Regions from separate parts of the Homo sapiens genome. Here region 2 is linked to region 1. The links are chromatin contacts, found by Hi-C or POLR2A ChIA-PET in ENCODE. All regions are on one chromosome and are shown on one strand. Each heading gives the region's core, a stretch centred on a gene start or an enhancer-like site at or near the end of the contact. The rest is flanking DNA. Distances are from core to core; before and after follow the strand shown. Region 1 overlaps MED13L (mediator complex subunit 13L). Region 2 has its middle 48 kb from the start of MED13L.

Region 1 (4,788 bases), core at 2,282-4,781:
TCTTCTCTGAGGCAATGGGCCCTGGACTATATTTATTATTCCTATATCTCAGTAGTACCTTCTTAGGCATAGTAGGGCCACCATAAATATTTGAGTAGTTGTTTTTGTTTTACTAGATAAATATTTGGTAGTTTTTTGTGTATACTTAAACTCTTCATGATGAGTTGAGGCTATTTAGAGATTTTTGGTTTTTTACTTTTTTTTTTAATTATTATTTTTGAGACAGAGCCTTGCTCTGTTGCCCAGGCTGGAGTGCAGTGGTGCGATCTTGGCTCACTGCAACTTTCGCCTCCTGGGTTCAAGCAATTTTTGTGCCTCAGCCTCCCAAGAAGCTGGGATTATAGGTGTGGACCACCATGCTCAACTAAGTTTTGTGTTTTTTAGTAGAGATGGGGGTTTCCTCACGTTGGCCAGGCTGGTCTCGAATTCCTGGCCTCAAGCAGTCCCCCCTGCCTTCGTCTCCCAAAGTGCTGGGATTACAAGCGTGAGTCACCATGGTTGGCTATTTAGGGAATTTAATCAAGATTTAAAGCAGGGTGTCCAATCTTTCGGTTTCCCTAGGCCATGCTGAAAGAAGAATTGTCTTGGGCCACATATAACATACACGAACACTAAGGATAACTGATGAGCTTTAAAAAAAAAAAAGGAAAAAACAAAAAACAAACTCAGCTGGGTGCGGTGGCTCACGCCTGTAATCCCAGCACTTTGGGAGGCTGAGGCTGGCAGATCACAAGGTCAGGAGATCGAGACCATCTTGGCCAACATGGTGAAAGCCCATCTCTACTAAAACATAAAAATTAGCTGGGCATGGTGGCACACACCTGTAGTCCCAGCTACTTGGGAGGCTGAGGCAGGAGAATCGCTTGAACCCAGGAGGTGGAGGTTGCAGTGAACCGAGATTGCGCCACTGCATTCCAGCCTGGTGACAGAGCGAGACTCCATCTCAAAAAAACCAACAAAAACAAAAAAATCTCAAAATAGCTCATAATGTTTTAAGAAAGTTTACAAATTTGTGTTGGGCTGCAGTCAAAGCCGTTCTGGGCCTCATGCGGCCCGCGGGCTGTGGGTTCAACAAGCTTGATTTAAAGTCTGTTTGCTAGTGAATTTTAAAAACTTTTTGGGGTCACAAATAGAAAAGAATTTGGTTTATTTGGTTTATTTATTGCAGAGAACCTGGAACATACGATTAAAGCATGCCTCTATGTGTGGGGATTTTTTTTTAAACTTCATGAGGCTTAGACTAAAAATGTGCTTGAGGCCAGGCACAGTGGCTGTCACCTAGATTTAGTTCCAGCGCTTGGGGAGACCAAGGCAGGAGAATTGCTTGAGGCCAGGAGTTCAAGACCAGCCAAGGCTACTTAGCAAGACTCTACAAAAATTTAAAATAAATAAATAAATAAATAAATAAATAAATAAATAAATAAATAGAGTTGAGTGTGGTGCATGTGCCTGTAGTCCTAGCTCCTTGGAGGCTGAGGTGGGAGGATCACTTGCACCCAGGAGTTTGAGGCTGTAGTGAGCTATGATCGCACCACTGCACTCCAGCCTGAATGACAGAGTGAGACCTTGTCTCAAAGAGAAAAGAAAAAAAAGCGCTTGAAGCAACTGCTGAGGAACTGTATGCCATTTATTTTAACAACTGTATAGAAGCAGGAAAGCCTAGAATTTTAGTACTGGAAGGTACTTTTTAGATGAGCTAGGCCAAGCATCCGCCTCCCCTGGGCTCGGTTCCAGAATACCTGTTCTAGGTTGCTTTTCAGCCTGTGATGAGGAAATCTTTGTATGCACACCATGGAGTCCTTTTCTTAAGGATATGTAGTGATGTGCATAGAGATTGAGTATCAGGATTCCTTGTTAAGGATTTCCATCTGCCATTTAGGATTATTATTGGTTTGGTTGACATTGGCATTGCCTTATCAAACAATAGATGGTAGGTGGAAGTTTCGCTACCCTGTTTGGTATGAGGCAGATATTAATTTGTTGTTCTGAAGAAGGTGATGTTGGATAAGCCAGTTTTATTTAAATGGCCATATGAAGAAAATAGGATCATAATGTGAAGTCAGTGTACTGACAACAGAGTATGTGCGTATTTTGTGAGATGCACAGATACACGTAATTACCTTATAAGTGGTATGGGATGAATTAAGTGGAGCAACCATGGGACAGAAACAGTACAAGTGATGCAGTGAAGTGCAACTTGAAGCGGTGTTGTAGCATAAATTTTGATTATTAGATAGCAGATAAGTTAAATTCCTTAGATACGGTAATGTACAGCAGCCAGAGAGAGGTTATTTCATGTTGCTAATTGCATATCAGATTCAGTGCCCAGATGACTTACCTTTTGGGAAAACAAAACCCACTCACTTTTATGGAACATATTCTCTGCCAGAGACACTATTTTAAGCACCTTTACGTGTTATCTCAGTTAATCTTTAAAAATGTTTGCATAAAGTAGTTGGAGTTTCAGAAAATGTACTCTGAATTCATAGTAAAAACTACAGTAGGTCAGCTATTAGTTGTATTAGCCACATTGATTAACCACAAACATGCAGAACTTATATTGAGCATGCTTTGAGCCAAGATTTTATGTTTTGGGGTAAGCTTTTTCTTTAGGGAATTTTTTTGTGAGGAAATAGATTTGGGACAAAGATTCTCAGACCAAACTCAGTTTTGGAATCACCCAGAATTTCAGAAATGGGATCTCAGTTCACTATCAGGGTCGAACTGTTGGGAGCTGGGCCCTTTGGGACAGTGAAGGACAAGAGATGGGGGAAATTTGAGGAGTAGTTGGGCACCACCCTTACTTCTCATCCAAAATTAGGATGTGGACTTTATCGGTGATGGCTGAGTTTCATTTAGTAATGAGGAAAGGTTTTTGTGAAACATTCTTTTAAATGGAATCACATGAGTTAATGGTGTGAGTATTTCAGGGCTGTGAGTTAAGCTGTTGGGGCAGTGAAATAGCAGGAATTTCTCAGCTCAGTCAGAATCCTTTCTTGTGTGCTGTGTATGGAACACAGGGGCAAAGGAAAGGCCAAGCAAAGAGAAACTGCCTGTGTGCCTGTTCTGTGGCTCTGGGTAATCACCTGGCTTCTATTAAGTTCTGTAGTATTGGTGAAATAATTGGGGATTTAAAGGAGGTGAACCAGTGTGTGGTCTCTTTTAGCCAATCCATAACCTTTAAGGTACAAGTTGCTGTGATTTTCTTCTTGGAAATAGTTTTTGTATATTCATTTTTCATGGTTTAGGATCTGTAACTTTAATATCCTGTCTATGAATATGAACAACCTAGTGAGGTCCATCCTTCTCTAGAGATATAAGTAATCTCAATTATTCTTCCTTTCTTGCTTTGCGCTGCAGTTTGTTTTCATAGTGACATGTAGCAAGTAGGATCATTGTTTATATCGGTTAGGCCACAAAAGTCATTTAATGAAAAATTTGATGGAAACATTTTAGAAGGGAGTCCCAGAGAATAACGGAAATGAGTCAGCTCTGAGAGGAAGTATAAATTAATGTGATATCAGCTGCTGTGGACAAGCCGGGAACCTAGCTAATGTACTTAATGTTGTTCCTGTAGCACAACAACTTTCTGGATTCCAAATCGTTGACTTACAATTGAAACTTCAGGACACACCCATTATGAATTGGGATCTAAGTAGACTTTCAAGAAGCAGGAGCATGCTAAATTTCTGTGGCTCTGGTAATCATTCATTCATTCTTTCTTTTTCTCACTTTCCCTCTTTTTTTTTTTTTTTTGAGACAAGGTGTTGCTGTGTCCCCTGGGCTCAAATGATTCACCCCTGCCCTGCCTCGGCCTCCCTGAGTGCTGGGATTACAGGCCTGAGCCACTGTGCCTGGCAGGTGTACTATATTTTGAAAATTTCTTGAGGTCCTTTAGTATCTGTATTTCTTGCCCAAATGTTTATTCTACAGTATGTAAACAGTAAAGAAAATAAACCAAATCTGGGCATTTCATCATCAGTGGTTAGCTACTGATGTAGTTCAGAATTAAGCAGTCAACATCGATTATAGAGTCATTTGGCCGAGAGCAAACCTGTAATTCTTTCTGAAGCCAGCAGACCCTGAGCCCACGAAACTTGTCAGTAGATAAGATAAAACAAAAGTCAGTTTTGAGTTCACCTGTTTGATTTGAATATAAGCAAGAGCTTGGTTGCTTGGAGTTCTAATAATTAACTACACTGTAAGAATAGTTTTAAATTTTAAACGTATAATTCCATCATATTATAATGGTCAATTTAATAAATTTGACTTAACATTGCTTTTAAATTGTGTGTAATGTAAAAGTGTCACTTTATTTTTATGCACACATACATCAATTGTGCATACTTGAACTTAGTAGTAAATAAAGTGAACTTTTTTTTTTACTTTTATTTTTTGGAGACTGGGCCTCACTCTTGTCGTCCAGGCTGGAGTGCTGTGGCGCAATATCGGCCTGCTGCAACCTCTGCCACCCCGGTTCAAGCGATTCTCCTGCCTCAGCCTCCTGAGTAGCTGGGATTACAGGTGTGCACCACTATGCCTGGCTAATTTTTGTATTTTTAGTAGAGATGGGGTTTCACTATGTTGGCCAGGCTGGTCTCGAACTCCTGCCCTCAGGTGAGCCACCTGCTTCGGCCTCCCAGAATGCTAGGATTACAGGTGTGAGCCACTGAGTCTGGCTTTTAATGTCTTTTGTCTTGGATAGGGAACAGCTATAGGACTATTGCTATATGCTTACTTGATAAGAGAAATTAGTTGTTCACAAGTATTTGAGTGCTACTATTTACC
Region 2 (5,026 bases), core at 1,864-4,363, 180 kb before region 1:
GGGTATATACCCAGTAATGAGATTGCTGGGTTGAATGGTAATTCTGTTTTAATTTCTTTGAGAAATTGCCATACTGCTATCCACGATGGCTGAACTAATTTACATTCCTACCAGCAGTGTATAAGTGTTCCCTTTTCCCTACAACCTTGCCAGCATCTGTTATTTTTTGACTTATTAATAATAGCCATTCTGATGGTGTGGATGCTATCTCATTGTGGTTTGGATTTGCATTTCTGTAATGATTAGTGATGTTGAATATGCTTTGTTGGCCACATGCATGTCTTCTTTCGAAAAGTGTCTGTTCATGTCCTTTGCCCACTTTTTTAATGGAACCGTTTATTGTTTTGTTTGTTAATTTAAGCTCCTTATAGATTCTGGATATTAGACATTTGTCAGATGCATAGTTTGCGAATATTTTCTCCCATTCTGTAGGTTGTCTGTTTATTCTGGTTGATAGTTTCTTTTGCTGTACAGAAGCTCTTTAGTTTAACTAGATCCCATTTGTCAATTTTTGTTTTTGTTGCAATTTGATTTGACATCTTCATTATGAAATCTTTGCCAGGGTCCATGTCCAGAATGGTATTTCCTAGGTTATCTTCCAGGGTTTTTACAAGTTTTAGGCTTTATATTTAAGTCTTTAATCCATCTTAGGTTGATTTTTGTATGTGGGGTAAGGAAAGCGTCCAGCTTCAATCTCTTCTGCATATAGCTAGCCAGGTATTCCAGCATCATTTATTGAACAGGGAATCCTTCCCTCATTGCTTTTTTTGGTCAACTTTTTCAAAGATCAGACTGTTGTAAGTATGTGATTTTTATTACTGGGCTCTCTATTCTGTCCCATTGGTGTTTGTGTCTGTTTTTGTACCAGTACCATGCTGTTTTGGTTATTGTAGCCTTATAGAACAGTTTGAAGTCAAGTAATGTGATGCCTCCAGCTTTGTTCTTCTTGCTTAGGATTGCCTTACTATTTGGGCTTTGTTTTTTTTCTTTTTGTTCCATATGAACTTTGGAATAGTTTTTCCTAATTCAGTGAAAAATGCCATTAGTTTGAGAGGGATGGCCATGAATCTGTAGATTCCTCTGGGCAGTATGACCTTTTTTTTTTTTTTTTTTTTGAGATGGAGTCTTGCTCTGTTGTCCAGGCTGGACTGCAGTGGGCAATTGAGGCTCACTGCAAGCTCCGCCTCCCGGGTTCACACCATTCTCCTGCCTCAGCCTCCCGAATAGCTGAGACTACAGGCGCCCGCCACTAAGCCCGGCTAATTTTTTTTTGTGCTTTTAGTAGAGATGGGGTTTCACCATGTTAGCCAGGATGGTCTCGATCTCCTGACCTGGTGATCCACCCGCCTCGGCCTCCCACAGTGCTGGGATTACAGGCATGAGCCACCATGCCCGGCCGCAGTATGACCATTTTAACAATATTGATTATCCCTGAGCATGAAATATTTTTCCATTTGTTTGTGTCATCTCTGATTTCTTCAAGCAGTGTTTTATAATTTTCATGGTAGAGATCTTTCACCTTGCTGGTTAGCTGTATTCCTAGATATTTTATTCTTTTCGTGGCTATTGGGAATGGGATTGTGTTCATGATTTGGCTCTCAGCTTGGACGTTGTTGGTGTACAGAAATGATACTGATTTTTGTACATTGATTTTGTATCTTGAAACTTTGTTCAATCAGTCTTTTTTTTGGTTCAGGAAAATAATTTTGAATGACTGTTCATGATTAAATCAAACAGATTTGTTTTCCACTAGTAAACTGTAGTTCACCATTATTGAGTGCATGCTGTGCATATTTTCTATTGAAAAGCGCTCCAGCTTGGCATCAAATGGGCTCTAGCATTTATTAGCCTCAGGGTCTCCTCTGAAAAATGGGCAGGAATAGCACCTACCTGATAGTGTCAATGTAAGGATTCAGTAGGGTGGCTCGGCACCACAGGAAGTATTCAATATGGGCAATAATCACCATTGTCCTTGCAGAAGAAGCCTGGGCAGGAGAGAGATTTTTCTGTGCTGAAAAGACCTTTGTGACTGCTCTGAGCTCTTCAGGGAGACCAGTGGTGTCCAATTTAAAAGAGGGCTTATGGCCGGGTGCAGTGGTTCATGCCTGTAATCCCAGCACTTTGGGAGGCAAAGGCCGGTGGATCACTTGAAGTTAGGAGTTCAAGACCATCCTGACCAACATGGTGAAAGCCTGTCTCTACTAAAAATACAAAAATTAGCCAGGCATGGTGGCATATGCCTGTAATCCCAGCTACTTGGGAGGCTGAGGCATGAGAATTGCTTAAAACTAGGAAGTGGAGGTTGCAGTAAGCCGAGATGGTGCCATTGCACCCCAGCCTGGGCAACAGAGTGAGACTCCATCTCAAACACACACACACACACACACACACACACACACCCCAATAAAAGAGAGGTTAGATTGTCATGTCAGCACGTAAGGCAAAAATGAATGGGGTCAAATTACCCTTGAAAATTCTCTTCCCATAAAGTAGGGTGTATATGATATTGTTTATAACACATTCAGGTTAGAGAACCACTGAGTCAGACCACTGAAGGGAGTGAAAGATATGTTTACCTACAGCTGCCTGGGCATTGCAACCATTCTGTCTCTAAGGAAGTGAGTCTCAAGTAGGGGCAATTTTTGTCCCCTGGAGGACATTTGACAATGTCTTGAGACATTTTGATTGTCATTCCTAGAGCAAGGTATGCTGTTGGCGTCTAGTAGGTAGAGGCCAGCAATGCTGCTCAACATCGTGCAGTGTACAGGACAGCCCCCAAGAACAAATATCCAACCTGAATGCCAGTAGTGCTAAGGTTGAAAAGCTCTGCCTTACTATCAAGCCACACTTAGGAATGAGGGATGGGTAGAGTCTGCTAGGATGTTTCTGTTTGTCCTGGGGTTTAATTAGATGCCATATATAAAAGCCCTTAGCACAGGGCCTGGCACACAGTAGGTGCTTAATAAACATCTAATGGGTTTGAGGTTAAAGCTTGCTTGATGGGGCCTACTACATACACTCTGTTTTTGAAATGTGGTGGAGAAGAACTCACCACCTGCTTCCTGTCTTTCCAAGCAAAGCACTTTCTGTTTCACCCTGTTCACCAGTGATCGTTCTCATGGTGGCATCTTACATGAGAGGCTCTGAAGCCAGAACCAAAATCAGGTGTGATTCTACTGTATCACTAGTACCAAAACTTTCTTGTTTGTTTGTTTTTTGTTTTGTTTTTTAAGAGAAGGGTCTCACATCTGTCGCCCAGGCTGGAGTGCAGTGGTGTGATATTATGACTCACTGCAGTCTCAAACTCCTGGGCTCAAGAGATCCTCCTGTCTTAGCCTCCCAAGTGGCTAGGACTACAGGTACATGCCACTACACTCCACTAATTTTTTTTTAATTTTTGTAGAGATAAGTCTCGCTATGTTGCCCAGGCTGCTCTCTAACTCCTGGCTTCAAGTGATCCTCCAACCTTGGCTTCCCAAAGTGCTAGGATTACAGGTGTGAGCCACCATGCCCAGCCCTAGCGCAGAAACTTTCTAATTTGGATTCAAAACTAACAACTGTTCAGCTCTATATGGACAATCTTCTCTTGCACCACATGATTTCTGCAAAAGGAACTGTCACAAACAGAAACTCTACTTCCTCCTAACAGGCTGGATCTGAAATGGGAGTTCATGAGTCCAAGGCAAGGGAGTTGGAGGCTCGTTGGCCTGCATAGCCTAGAAAACTCTCAAGGCCCACAAAAGCAAGAAAATTGCTTTTAAATGAAAGAAAGATTTCCATTTCACTTCAACCCCTAATGCCTCACATAACTCTAACATCATTCCTGGTCCAACTGAAATATTTGAATCCAAATAGTCCTTAAGTCATTTGGACCCTATTCAAATGTGAATTCATCTCTTTAATCACTCTTCCTCTTATTTTTGAAATAAAGACTAATATTGAAAGTTAAGAGTCTATTTGTTAATTTTTTTTATTTAAGATTTTTTAATATAGGTTTGGTCACCATTGCTTTCTTCCCCATCATTCCTTTCTCATCATTGTCTTGAAGTTCCTAAACTTGTCTTTTTCTATTTTTAAAATTTCCCTTCATTTAAGTATTGTGGACAGCAGGCAGACTGAATAATGATGAATATGATTAATGTTCAGACTTAATAAGTCTTATGAAAAGACCTTTTTGTTCCAAGGGAAGGGATGTGATGTTTTGGCAGCATATAGTGTCACAGTGACAGAGTCAAATGTAGAGTAACCCAATGAAGGGACATAGCATGTCTTAGCCATACTTACCCTGAGAGGGAGTCACACATATAACAGCCTATTTAGATATGTCCAGAGAAGGGAAGGGATTTTCCCACAATGGCGTCTTTCTGTTTCACATCTGTCTTGGGAGCTTTCGTGAATTGAAATGCTGACTTGGTGTATCTGTATGAAATGGAGTGAGACACATTATCCTCAGAAGCACAGCACCTTCTCCTTGAAGTTCTCCTTCTACTAGAACAGCTATGATAGAAGAGAAGACTATACCAGGATCCAGGAATGGCAAATACACAGACCATCCACCACTCTCCATGGCCCTCCTCATGGCGGACATTACCAGTCAATCACAGCACCGTTCCCCTCCCCACATAGAGAACCCAGACTTGGAGTCACAATATTTGCCCAGAACCATTCAGGCAGTCACTGACAAGATGATGTCAGGGTAAGCATGCAAAATAGAAATGATTTTTAACCTCTATTAGGTAAAGAAGGATATACGTAGAAGAGCACGGAAAGGTTGTCACCACCGTATTCTTTTCCAGAAACCTTTTCAGTGCTCCAAATCTCACTCAACTGCCCTGAGTAATTGAGAGCTCAGCCTGCTCATTGGCGCAAAGGTTTAGAAGAGAAGAGGGAGAAGTTGGCTTTGCTTTCTACATGGCAATTTGGTTTGAAAACTTGCCTCAGAGTTACTGAGTGTGTGGAAACATATACATTGAGTGAATTCACCTTTTTTTTTTTTTTTTTTTTTTGAGATGGGGGATGGCTTTAG

Evidence for each region. A loop is a pair of places that touch in the nucleus more often than their neighbours do. ChIA-PET counts read pairs that join two places held with the same protein, here RNA polymerase II (POLR2A). Pooled maps may share reads with other maps.
Region 2: a loop to region 1 is called in a pooled map, with 2.8 times the contacts of the local background. The contact joins two enhancer-like sites. A Hi-C loop is called at or near these places in 1 of 168 maps with a recorded cell type or tissue (GM12878), 12 of 37 single-sample maps with no recorded cell type and 6 of 50 pooled maps. POLR2A ChIA-PET finds 5 or more read pairs at or near these places in 2 of 52 experiments (Panc1 and activated T-cell).

Annotation. Positions count from the first base shown.
Region 1 is chr12:116,142,299-116,147,086 of GRCh38, reverse strand. The region is part of intron 2 of MED13L (mediator complex subunit 13L); the gene reads left to right. Among named protein-coding and RNA genes, the nearest start is that of MIR620, 4.0 kb to the left of the region's middle. RefSeq lists a cis regulatory region at 4,601 and an enhancer at 4,529-4,673. Within about 2 kb of position 3,531, at least 6 of the 41 ENCODE cell types and tissues checked have a DNase peak (open chromatin) inside an H3K27ac peak, as active enhancers do.
Region 2 is chr12:116,323,483-116,328,508 of GRCh38, reverse strand. No RefSeq gene overlaps it. Among named protein-coding and RNA genes, the nearest start is that of MED13L, 48 kb to the right of the region's middle. RefSeq lists enhancers at 3,004-3,063, 3,134-3,213, 4,273-4,482. Within about 2 kb of position 3,113, at least 6 of the 41 ENCODE cell types and tissues checked have a DNase peak (open chromatin) inside an H3K27ac peak, as active enhancers do.